2 separate regions of the Homo sapiens genome follow, and region 2 is linked to region 1. Evidence: chromatin contacts called from ENCODE Hi-C or POLR2A ChIA-PET data. All regions are on one chromosome and are shown on one strand. The core of a region is the stretch at or near the end of the contact, and the rest is flanking DNA. Distances in the headings are between cores, read along the strand shown.

The links. Hi-C counts contacts between places; a loop is a spot of excess contacts on that map. ChIA-PET counts read pairs that join two places held with the same protein, here RNA polymerase II (POLR2A). Pooled maps may share reads with other maps.
Region 2: a map of tibial artery shows a loop between it and region 1 (2.7-fold over the local background). The contact joins two enhancer-like sites. A Hi-C loop is called at or near these places in 12 of 168 maps with a recorded cell type or tissue (A673, Caco-2, K562 and 8 more), 12 of 37 single-sample maps with no recorded cell type and 23 of 50 pooled maps. POLR2A ChIA-PET finds 5 or more read pairs at or near these places in 7 of 52 experiments (CD8-positive, alpha-beta T cell, H1, K562 and 3 more).

What each region holds. Positions count from the first base shown.
Region 1 is chr20:33,414,658-33,420,515 of GRCh38, forward strand. It overlaps SNTA1 (syntrophin alpha 1), which reads right to left. Exons shown (of 8, transcript NM_003098.3): 3 at 3,062-3,266. Among named protein-coding and RNA genes, the nearest start is that of CDK5RAP1, 16 kb to the left of the region's middle. RefSeq lists an enhancer at 4,408-4,908. Within about 2 kb of position 4,599, at least 8 of the 41 ENCODE cell types and tissues checked have a DNase peak (open chromatin) inside an H3K27ac peak, as active enhancers do.
Region 2 is chr20:33,643,574-33,649,920 of GRCh38, forward strand. CBFA2T2 (CBFA2/RUNX1 partner transcriptional co-repressor 2) reads left to right here. Exons shown (of 11, transcript NM_001032999.3): 11 at 774-6,347. The coding sequence ends at 1,073. Among named protein-coding and RNA genes, the nearest start is that of C20orf144, 16 kb to the right of the region's middle. Within about 2 kb of position 4,183, at least 8 of the 41 ENCODE cell types and tissues checked have a DNase peak (open chromatin) inside an H3K27ac peak, as active enhancers do.

The DNA.
Region 1 (5,858 bases), core at 3,349-5,848:
GCAACAGATAGCCAAAATACTAGCAGAAAAGACTCTTTGGCTTTTGTCTTATTTCTGCCTGGAATATGAACACAATTCTTGGGATGCAGCCACCATCCTGCCTCCACGAAGAAGAAAACCGCCCATAATTAAAATGGTAGAGCAGGAAGCTAGAAGCCTAGTTCCTTGATGGCATCCTTGAGCATCTACAGCAGCCTGAATAGCTGACCCCTGGACTTCTTTTTAAACATGTGGGAAAATTAACCCCTTTTATTTAAGTCATTGCTTGTTGGAGTTTCTGTACTTGCAGCCCAGTGCAATCCTAACACTGAGTAAAAGTTTGAAGCAGTTTTCATTATATTTTGGTTGCCAGGCTGTATCCCTATGACTGGGATACTGCACTGACAGTGGGCCATATGGAACCCCAGTTATATTGAGGTTACCTATGTAGGTACTCAGGCATGTACATGTTAAAACACACATGCACACACATATGTGCATACACATACAAATAACATATAAACAAACACACATGTACAAATCTATACTCATACATGCAAATGCTCTCATATATACATACAAGCACTTGCATTTACATGTCATCTACACGTGCGCACACTTAGAAACATATACACACGTTTCAGGTAATGTCTGGGATCAGGCTGGGAATCTAAGGTTCTATGAGTCTCTAGAAGGACTAATACTACTTCACCTTCACACTCACAGAAGGCCCTTCCGGGCCGGGCATGGTGGCTCACCCCTGTAATCCCAGCACTTTGGGAGCCCAAGGTGGGTGGATCTTGAGGTCAGGAGTTTGAGATCAGCCTGGCCAATGTGGTGAAACCCTGTCTCTAGTAAAAATACAGCCGGGCGCGGTGGCTCATGCCTGTAATCCTAGCACTTTGGGAGGCCGAGGCAGGCAGAATGCCTGAGCTCAAGAGTTCAAGACCAGCCTGGGCAACATGGTGAACCCCCGTCTCTGCTAAAATACAAAAAAAAAAAAAATTAGTCAGGCATGGCGGCGTGCACCTGTAGTCCCAGCTACTCAGGAGGCTGAGGCAGGAGAATTGCCTGAACCTAGGAGGCGGAGGTTGCAGTGAGCTGAGATTGTACCACTGCACTCCATCCAGCCTGGCAACAGAGAAGACTCTGTCCCAAAAAAAAAAAAAATACAAAAATTAGTCTATTAAAAATACAGGCGATGGCTCATGCCTGTAATCCTAGCACTTCAGGAGGCCAAGGTGGGCGGATCACCTGAGGTCAGGAGTTCCAAACCAGCCTGACCAACATGGTGAAACCCCATCTCTAATAAAAATACAAAATTAGCTGGGCATGTTGGCAGGTGCCTGTAATCCCAGCTACTCAGAAGTCTGAGGCAGGAGAATCGCTTGAACCCGGGAGAAGGGGACCGCAGTGAGCCAAGATTACACCACTGCACTCCAGCCTGGGCAACAGAGCGATACTCCGTCTCAAAAACAAAAACAAAGGCTCTTTTTTAGAGCATCGGCAAGTGACCTGTGAATCACCAGTTTTTGCCTCATGGGGGCAGGCAAGAGGTGTGGCATCGAGTGAGACCAAGAGATTTGGATGCTGGACGTTAACCAGCCCTCCCAGCCAATGTTGGGCATTTGCTTGGCATTGAACCTAGGCTGTCACTAGGACCCACAGCCCAAGCTTGTAATGCATATAGCAGTTAAGCATCACCTCCAACAATGCATATCCCACTTGACCAAATATGCTCCATTTAGCCACCACCATCACTCAGGTATCTTGCACCTTCCAAAGCAGAAAGGACTACCAGGATTGAGGCAAGTGCCACCCTTTCTGGTTGTGTGATCTCAAGTAGGTTACTTCCCCTCTCTGTCCTCATCTATAAAATGGAGGTGAGCCGGGAACGATGGCTCATGCCTGTAATCCCAGCACTTTGGGAGGCCGAGGCAGGCAGATCACCTGAGGTCAGCAGTGCGAAACCAGCGTGGCCAACATGGTGGAACCCCATCTCTACAAAAAATACAAAAGTTAGGCAGGGCACAGTTGCTTACACCTATAATCCCAGCACTTTGGGAGGCTGAGGCGGGGGAATCACCTGAGGTCAGGAGTTCGTGACCAGCCTGACCAACATGGAGAATCCCGTCTCTACTAAAAATACAAATAATTAGCCAGGCATGGTGGCAGGCGCCCGTAATCCCAGCTACTTGGGAGGCTGAGGGAGGAGAATTGCTTGAACCTGGAAGGCAGAGGTTTCAGTGAGCCAAGATCATGCCATTGCACTCCAACCTGGGCAACAGAGTGAGACTCTGTCAAAAAAAAAAAAAAAAAAAAAAAAGTTAGCCAGGTGTGGTGGTGGGCGCCTGTAGTCCCAGCTACTTAGGAGGCTAAGGCAGGAGAATCACTTGAACCCAGGAGGCAGAAATTGCAGTGAGCCAAGATCTTTGCACCACTGCACTCCAGCCTGGGCGACAGAGCAAAACTCTGGCTCAAAAATAATAATAAAATAAAATAAAATGGAGGTGAAATAATAGGACTTTGCCCATTGGGCCTCTGTGAGAGCTAAATAATATTGCACAGGGAAAGCACTCAACACAGTGCTGGGTACACAGTAAACACTCAGTAAATGTTAGGTGGTTTCAGTATTATCAATGAACTGTTAAAGGCTGCTCAGATGTGAAGGATGTAACCTTCCATGGCCCTGATAAAAAGGTTACCAGACATCTCAGAGCTCCAGCAGAGTGGGAAGAGACGAGAGGATCAGTGAGTCCAACAACCTCATCTCACAATGGAGAATCTAAAGGTCAGTGAGGAAAAGGGCCTAGTTCAAAGAGGACCAGGACTGGAACGCAGGGTTCTTCCTCAGACCAAGTTCATCCCCAGATGTGAGCTGCCCAGAGGAAGAAGTGAGAAGCAAAGCACACCATCATCTCCATGGCTTCACTCAGGCTTCCAGTCAATCTATTTTTTAAGCACCTACTATGTCCTGGCATTGTGCTGGTCATTCGTACAACACAGAGGTGTCTTTCCATTGGTCCCACCACCTGACGCCAGGGCATCTGTCCATCTGAGTTGCTCCCAACCCCAGCCTTACCTGGGCTCCGGGTCATTGGGGGTGCACCTCTTCGAGACATATGCCATCTTCAAGGACATGTGTTTGGCCTCGCTGAAGTTCCGGGGTGTGGGGCCAGGGGAGGAAGGCTGCCGCTGAAGGGGTGAGGCAGGAGGTGAGTCCCAGCCGACCGAGGTCCCACCAGTAGAGTTCTTGAAATACGGTGAGACGTCCTTCATATACTTGACTGATTGGGAGAGACATCAGCAGTCACCACTGTGACATGGGCTCCCAGCACATATCACAATTGTCACTAATTTATTAAGAGTTTAATTTACGTGTCACTATTAGACCCTTAGTAAGCAAGAGTCCAGTAGTGATATTAACAAATTCTTCTAAGTTAAAGTCTCTGACAGGGCAGTGGAGCAGAAAATACTGTATCCCTTCTCTCTATCCCTATATAGAGATAGGGCCCGCCTATATCCCTTCTCTCATTTTCCCCATGGTTAATAGACATACAGCCACCTGGAAGAAAGACTCTATTTCCCAGCCTCCTTTGCAGTGAGGTGTGGCCATGTGACTTTTTTTTTTTTTTTTTTGAGACAGTTTCTCTCTGTCACCCAGACTAGAGTGCCATGGTGTGATCACAGCTCGCTACAGCCTCAATCTCCCAGATCAATCAATCCTCCCACCTCAGCTCCCCAAGTAGCTGGGTCTACAGGTACGCACTACCACACCCAGCTATTAATTTTTTGTAGAGATGGGGTCACGCCATGTTGCTGGTCTTGAACTCCTAGACAGTGTATACAAGAAGGTGGTTACAAGACTTTCCCAGGCTGGGCATGTTGGCTCATGCCTGTAATCCTAGCACTTTGGGAGGCCAAGGCGGGCAGATCATTTGAGGTCAAAAGTTTGAAACCAGCCTGACCAACATGGTGAAACCCCGTCTCTACTGAAAATACAAAAGCTAGCCGGGCGTGGTGGCTCGCACCTGTAATCCCAGCTACTGGGGAGGCTGAGGCAGGAGAATCACTTGAACCCGGGAGGAGGAGGTTGCAGTGAGCCAAGATTGTGCCACTGTACTCCAGCCTGGGTGACATAACAAGACTCTGTCTCAAAAAAAAAAAAAAAAAAAAAAAAAAAAAAGACTCCCAGGCTGGGCATGGTGGCTCATGCCTGTAATTCCAGCACTTTGGGAGGCCAAGGCAGTGTGGATCACTTGATGTCAGGAGTTCAAGACCACCCTGGCCAACAAGGTGAAACCCTGTCTCTACTAATAATACAAAGGTTAGCTGGGCAGGGTGGTGCATGCCTGTAATCCCAGCTACTCGAGAGGCTGAGGCATGAGAATCACTTGAACATGGGAAGCAAAGGTTGCAATGAGCCAAGATTGCGCACTCCAGCCTGGACGATGAAGTGCGACTGCCTCAAAAAAAAAAAAATGATGACTTTCCCAAGACCTTGTCTCTCTTCTCCCAACAAGGATATACCCTCTGTGGGTGCCTGATGCCTGCTAGCCCGTGGGCAGCCTCTCTTCCTCTGCTCTCAACCACACCTGCTCCCAGGGCCATCTGGCTTGCTAGCTATCTGACGTCTGCAGTCAAAGCCCAGCCAACGTGCCCTGTGAGTGGACAGCCCAGGAAGGAGTTAGGAAGTAATTCTTGGCCCACCTCCCTGGAAGAACCAGATAAGAAGCTATTTCTGTCGCAGGAGATGCCTCTGAGGCTCAGATAGGATTCAAAGCAAATGGAGGCAAATAAGAGGGAGTTACAAACCCTATTGGGGTTGGGATAGAAGCAATGTTGAAAGAAACCAGGGTCAGGTTTTTTTGGGAGAAGCAAGCCTGGGTCTGACTTTTGGGGACTAGGACTCAAATGACTTATCATCACTGTAGCAACGACTTACCCCAGGACTGACTATTGGATTATGTCTCAAAGGGCAGCAGAAGTGGGACATATCACAGCCTACTTGACAGCCAAAAACCATCTCCCCTCTTTTTCCTTTGCTAAGAGAACCCTGAGCCCTAGAGGCTCAGCTTCTCCCCAGCTTAGAGGGAGAATCTTGATTGGTCAAATCAAATCATGATCATTCCATCCTTTTTGCTTGTGATTGGTTTAGAAAGGGGCAAATGATACAGTTCTGGCCAATGAGATGTGAGGAAAAAAACACTGCCTTCCTTTTCTCCTCCTTTAGCCTTTCAAAGTTGCTGGGAGGGAGCTTGTTCCTAGTGCAACGACAGCCACTTTTTTTTTCTTTCTTTTTTTTGTGACAGAGTCTCACTCTGTCGCCCAGGCTGGAGTGCAATGGTGCAGTATTGGCTCACTGCAACCTCTGCCTCCCGGGTTCAAGCGAATCTCCTGCCTCAGCCTCCCAAGTAGCTGGGATTACAGGTGCGTACCACCACACCCAGCTAATTTTTGTATTTTTAGTAGAGATGGGGTTTCGCCATGTTGGCCAGGCTGATCTTGAATTCCTGACCTCAGGTGCTCCGCCGGCCTCAGCCTCCAAAAGTGCTGGGATTACAGGCATGAACCACTGTGCCCAGCCTACTTTTTGACCACAAAGTTTGGGATCCACACATTGAGGATGGTGAAGCAGAAAGATGGAGAGACCTGAGTTTTCGATGATACCATGAGCCCCTAAATTAATCTTCCCTGGAGCCATGCTGTCTCAAGATGTTCGGGAGGATAACACATTTTCTTTGATGTTTAAACCTCATTGAATTGGATTCCTGTTACTTGCAGTCAAAAGCATCCTGACAAATACAGCCCCCAATGGTGCAACTGCTACATCTCCTTGCTACAAGTGGCCACGTCCTGCTCAAAGCCCTGCTCTGCCT
Region 2 (6,347 bases), core at 2,933-5,432, 230 kb after region 1:
AGCAGCAGCCTTCGTTGAGTCAGATTATCAGTAAAAACAATGAAGATTATTCTCTAATGAGGGAAGCAATATCAGCTGGGCGCTTATAATCCTGACACTTTGGGAGGCTGAGACAGGCAGATCACTTGAGCCCAGGAGTTCAAGCGTAGCCTGGCCAACATGGCAAAACCTCATCTCTACTATATATATATATATATATATATATATATATATATATATATATATATATATATATATATATATAGTATATAATGTGTGTGTGTGTGTGTGTGTGTGTGTGTGTGTGTATATAATGTATAATTACAAAAATTAGCCAGGCATGGTGGCACATGCAGAAAGGAGTAGGATAAATGTTCGTCTTAACACATGTGGTCTTAGGATAGATGGCTCTTGGGGGAGACCCTGGCACAGAGTTTGGTTTGGTTTCTGACTATTAAAATGAGCCAAAAGATGAGTCCATGCCTTAGGCAGGAGAGATGGCCACCTGCCCTAGGCTGGTGCTGTGTAAGGTATTTTCACACACACATCTCATTTCACTGTTCCTGTCATCTTGCAGGGAAGTAGTTTTCTTGTTTTACAGATGAAGGAAACTCAGAAAGGCAGTGTGTATTTCTCATAGTTAAACAGCAGTAGAGGGCGGAGTTGACCACAGGTGTATGTAGTTCCAAAGCTGGGGTTCTCTACATACAGCCCCTTGCTTTACTGTGCAGGGAATGAATGGCAAGCCTGCCCCTCAATCCCAGCAACCACTAACTGATGCCTGTGTCTTGCAGAACTGCTGGAACTGTGGCCGCAAAGCCAGCGAGACATGCAGTGGCTGCAATATCGCGCGATACTGTGGCTCTTTCTGCCAGCACAAGGACTGGGAGCGGCACCACCGCCTCTGTGGTCAGAACCTGCATGGCCAGAGCCCCCACGGCCAGGGCCGGCCGCTGCTTCCTGTAGGCAGGGGCTCCTCTGCCAGGTCCGCCGACTGCAGCGTGCCCAGCCCAGCCCTCGACAAGACCTCGGCAACCACATCGCGTTCCTCAACACCTGCTTCTGTGACAGCTATCGACACCAACGGACTCTGAGCCCCGGACTCTGCTTACCCTGATGGCTGCTCAGCACCACAGAGTGCTTGGGCTGAGGGACTGACTGTTGGAACCCGTGCATGTAGCTGCCGGGTCATCAGCAAGAAATGAATTGGAGGCAGGAAGAGTCCAAGCCTGAATAATAACACCCCACAGCCTCTCTGTGCACTTGCTGTCTGCGGAGCCAGTGTGCCATTCTCTGCACATGGGCAGCCAGCCTGAGCTGCCTCCTCCATGGCTTTCCTGGTTTGTTCCTCTCTCCACTGAAGCTGACTTAGCCGGCCCCTTTTCAGTGTAGACCACCAGCTCCCCTCCCCATCTCCTTGAGTCAGCAGACTGTCCAATGTGCTCAGCCAGGCTGGAGGCGGCAGGCGGCAGGCAGCAGGCTGTGGAGGAGGCCCCTCGGTCAGGGAGCGGCCTGCCTCACCCCTGAATAGCTCCTTCGGCCCCATCTCCATCCTCAGCAGATGACACTGATTGGCCTCACGGGGACTTGGGTAAGCAACAGGCGGCATTCAGGACTCTTCTCAACCCTGCTGTTCAGACTTGATAAGATCTCAGAGTCCACAGGAAAGAAGTCACTGTTGCAATAAAAGCACCCGTAGTAGCAAAAACATAAAACAAATAAAACTTCCCCCACATCACAGATGATTTTGGACAAGATTTTCCAACCTTGCTGGCTACTTTAGTTTGGGACCTGTTTTTTTTCTCATTTGATTTTGCTTGTGCAGAAAATAGTTTCCAGCACATGGATTGATCTGAGAGAGAATGAGGCTCAGTTGTGGATAGTCTGTTTTCTCTGAGCATGTTGGCCAACTAGTATCGTCAAATTATTGAGTGGATCATCTCTTGGAAATGCAGAACTTCTGCCACCACTTGGCTATTTGCACAGTCATCTTGTTCTGTGTCCTTTTATCTCTCAGACCACACACATCTGGAACGCTGTGGGCATCTTCTGCCCATGGGCTCCATTTGGCACCTGCTGAGCCACAGTTGTCCTGCTGGATGTGCTGTGCAGGTTGGTAGGACTTGCCCCCACTGTCAAGGCCTGGTCTCATCTGAAAAGCCCTCCTGGACCTCAAAGAATTCTTCAGACCTCATAGTTACAGGTCATTATATCTACTATGTTGATTTATCATCAGGCACACAACTTCTGTTTCCTTCTCTTGTGTTATCTGATAGCGTCCCTCCTTGAGCTCATCAGAAAGGTTTTATGAAATGTGAACCATTTTGGGAAAAGCTGATCAATTTTTCTTCCTAGCTTCCCATTTTCAAATGGGACATCACTCATATCCCTTTCAGAATGTTAGGAACTGCCTCCCACATTCTTCCCTGTCTTTTTGGGTTTTGTTTTTTGTTGTTGTGGTGGTTTTTTAACACAAAGTCTCACTCTGTTGCCCAGGCTGGAGTGCAGTGGCATGATCTTGGCTCACTGCAACCTCTGCCTTCCAGGTTCAAGCAATTCTCCTGCCTCAGCCTCCCGAGTAGCTGAGATTACAGGCGCCCACCACCACGCCCAGCTAATTTTTGTATTTTTAGTAGAGACAGGGTTTCACCATGTTGGCCAGGCTGATCTCGAACTCCTGACCTCAGGTGACCTGCCTTGGCCTCCCAAAGTGCAGGGATTACAAGCGTGAGCCACCATGCCCGGCCTGTCTTTTTGGTTTTGATGGGAGTCTGAGGACCCCGACCCCTCCTGCTCTCCATCTTTGAGCCTCTGGCATCCTCTCACACCCAGAAATCAGTTGGAGTAAGTTTAATTGGCCCTGCTCCAGCTGGCCTTTGAAGCACAAGTTTAAATCTCCACCTTCTGTGCACTGACCAGAGTCTAAAATAAAAGTTGTCAGTACCATAAAGGAAAAGGGATCCACACAGGTAGCCTTCTCCTTGGATACAGGTACATCTTACTGTAAGAATTTCAAGTCCTGGCTGGGCGCAGTGGCTCACTCCTGTAATCCCAGCACTTTGAGAGACCGAGGCAGGCAGATCACTTGAGGTCAGGAATTCAAGACCAACCTGGCCAACATGGTGAAACCCTGTCTCTAATAAAAAAAAAATAGAAAAATCAGCCGGGTGTGGTGGCACACACCTGTAATCCTAGCTACTCAGGAGGCTGAGGCAAGAGAATCTCTTGAACCTGTGAGCCAGAGGTTGCAGTGAGCCGAGATTCCACCACTGCACTCCAGCCTGGGCAACAGAGCAAAACTCTGTCTCAAAAAAAAAAAAAAAAAGGCAAAATTAAAGAATTTCAAGTCCCTAATTTACTCTAACCAAGCATTTTCAGTCTTACAAAGAAATCTAGTGCACGACACCTTTAAAATGCCTAGATTTCCATTGCCTAAAGTAAGGTGTGACCAGTGAAACAACAGCAGAGAATCATGTTCCTTTGCTGTGGAACACATAAGCCCCACAGTTTTCCAGTCAGCCTAATACATGGGTATCCCCCGACCCCATCTGCCTCCTTAAGCCACAGTCCTTGGTGGGGAACTCTAAGGGGGACGGAGTCAGTACCCCGGACAGGGCCACATTTGCATGAGACATGGCTGTCTCACAGGTCACAGAGCCATTACAACAGCTTACTAGTTTTTCATGGATTTGTTGGATTAACACCTTAAGCAGGTTTTTTATTGTTATTTTGTTTGTTTGTTTGTTTTGAGACGGGAGTTTCTCTCTTGTCTCCCAGGCTGGAGTGCAATCGCGCAATCTCGGCTCACGGTAACCTCTGCCTCCCAGGTTCAAGCGAGTCTCCTGCCTCAGCCTTCTGAGTAGCTGGGATTACAGGCATGCGCCACCACGCCCAACTAATTTTGTATTTTTAGTAGAGACGGGGTTTCTCCTTGTTGGTCAGGCTGGTCTCAAACCCCGGACCTCAGGTGATCCCCCCACCTTGGCCTCCCAAAGTGCCAGGATTACAGGCATGAGCCACTGTGTCCGGTCTTGAGCAGGTTTTTAAAATCTCCAGTGGCCATAAAACTAGCCAGGGTAGCTCATGCTTTTACTGGTTGGAATAAGGAGCCAAAACCAACAAAATAATATTTATTAGGGCTCGATGCCCATTTCTGTGGCTAAGGCTTAGGTTTGGTGTGCAGAGCCTGGCCTGCTCTTGTGGGCTGTGGTTGCTGTGACAGTTTCGTTTTCTGAATCTTTGTAATGCTCTTCCACCCTGCTCGTGCTGCCCAGAGGCTGATCTGCAAACCTGGGCAGTATTCCACACTGAAGCTCAGTTTGCAAACCTTCTGCTGTGTTAATTCTGGTCAGTTTCACACAGAAGTCACGAGGGCCTCTGCCCAGGACCTTCTATTCACATTTCAAGAATCCCTTTCTGAAATTCTCCAACTCTCTGGTCAGGAGGAGGAGCACCATTGGGGCGGGGTAGGCAGCTAGAGGCGCAGGAGCGAATCCAGGTTCCTTGCGTGGTTCCCAGCCTCTGCTGACAGCACCTCAGCTACCAGGTGGGGAGTGGAAATTCAGCCTGCTTAGAGGACTGACCTCTACAGTTCATATTTGCAGTGACATAAAAGGCAAAGAGGAGCTGGCATGGTGGTACAGAAGGTATCAGTCAAGCGCAGGCTCTTCAGAAACCTAGAAACTAAAAAGAGATGCAACATGTGACTGGCCATCAGCCAGACATGTCTAGGGTGAGACCAGTGCTCAGCACCACCCGCCAAGGAACACTGATGAGTTGTGGGACATTATGGTCGGCCAAGTGAGGAATGATTGCAGGGACCAGAGAAGACCAAAGATGCCAGATGTCCCCAGAGTTTCTTGAGGGCTGGGTTTCACGTCTTTGCTTGTCCTTTTTGTCCCCACTTGCCTGCACCGTGCCTGACTCATCCAGTGGGGAAGGTGACTCAAGAAGTTGTTTAAGCCTAGGCCTAGGCAGTCCACTTCGGGAGGTGGGGGCACTCCACACTGGGGGGCCCTGCAGCTCCAGGGCTGGTGCTCTAGCAGATCCGCTCAGGCACGGTTGGGTGACCGTGGGGTCACCGATTGCGTAGATTATTTCTAGGGCAGTGCTGGGTTAGAAATGTCTGTCTGGAAACAGGACACATCTTGCCACCACAAGTCCACACCTGGCCTTGGCTGCTGCCCGCTCTCTGCAGCGTGGATTTCCTTTGCCCATTTGGGCCAGAAGGTCACCAGGAGTTCATCACTGCTTAGTGTCAACTTGACATCTTCAGCTTCCAGACAGAAAACCCATGCTTTACTTTGTACAGCCCTGTCCCAGAGTTAGTAAGCCTCGGCTTGTCACCTGCTTGCAAAGGGTATAGACATCATTCTGGGTAGTTCTAGAGGATATCGCAACAAGTGCGTTTGAAGGTTCAGCACAGCTGGAATTGTACGGTAGTGAGCTCTTCAAAATGAAAACAGAATGACCGGATGGCCATCTGTCCTGGAAACTGTAGAATTGAATAAATCACTGAAAATAGAACACTTCTTGGAGGCTTTCTTCAGAACTGAACTAGAAACAAGGTTTCCAGGCTCCCAGGTCAGTAGACCAAACCAACTTCCTTAGATTTTTTTTTTTAAGCTGTTTGCAGAAAACTGGGTGGTAGCGTGTCTGAACCAAACGGAAGAATAGCCAGCGGAGCATGGACTGTTCCAGCACGGGCCAGATGGCCAGCTGTCGAGAGCAGCCCTGCCCAGATTGCGGTGGGGGCTGTGCCAGCGGCTCCGCAGGGCCCTTCCAACTCTGGAGTGTCTGTAGTTCTTGTGAAACCAAAACGTTGACTACCTGCCTCTTTCCTCGGGCATCGACGTGCTCATTTCCAAAGATGATGGTGCAGGTGACCTTTTCCATCGTGAGCTAAGAGAAGGTTAGGAGGCCTGAGGGGCGGGCCTTGTGTCCCCTCCTCCCCCTCCACAGCCCCTGAGGTGGAGCTTCCCTCACAGACCCCATCTGGTCGAGCCTACGGCTGCCCAGTGTACACTCAGTGATGCTTATACCAAATAGGGCATGTGCGCTGGTGTCTGTTGGGGACAGCCCCATCCCTACCTTGGAGTCGGCAGAGAAGCAGCAATAAGCATTAGGCGAATGATTGAAAGGGCTGCTGCGCCAAGAGGCCTTCAGTCCCCTTAACGTGGCTTTCCAACTTCCTGACGAGGCTACAAAGGCTCCGCTCACAAAAGAAAGCCAATAATGTAAATAAATAGAAAACGAAGCCTCCACGCGTGGTTTTTAAAGGGGGATGATGAATGTGACACCACCCACAGAATGCATTAGAATCTGGTTTTTCTGTGCTTTGTCATTTTACTCTGATAGGAATTTTTGTT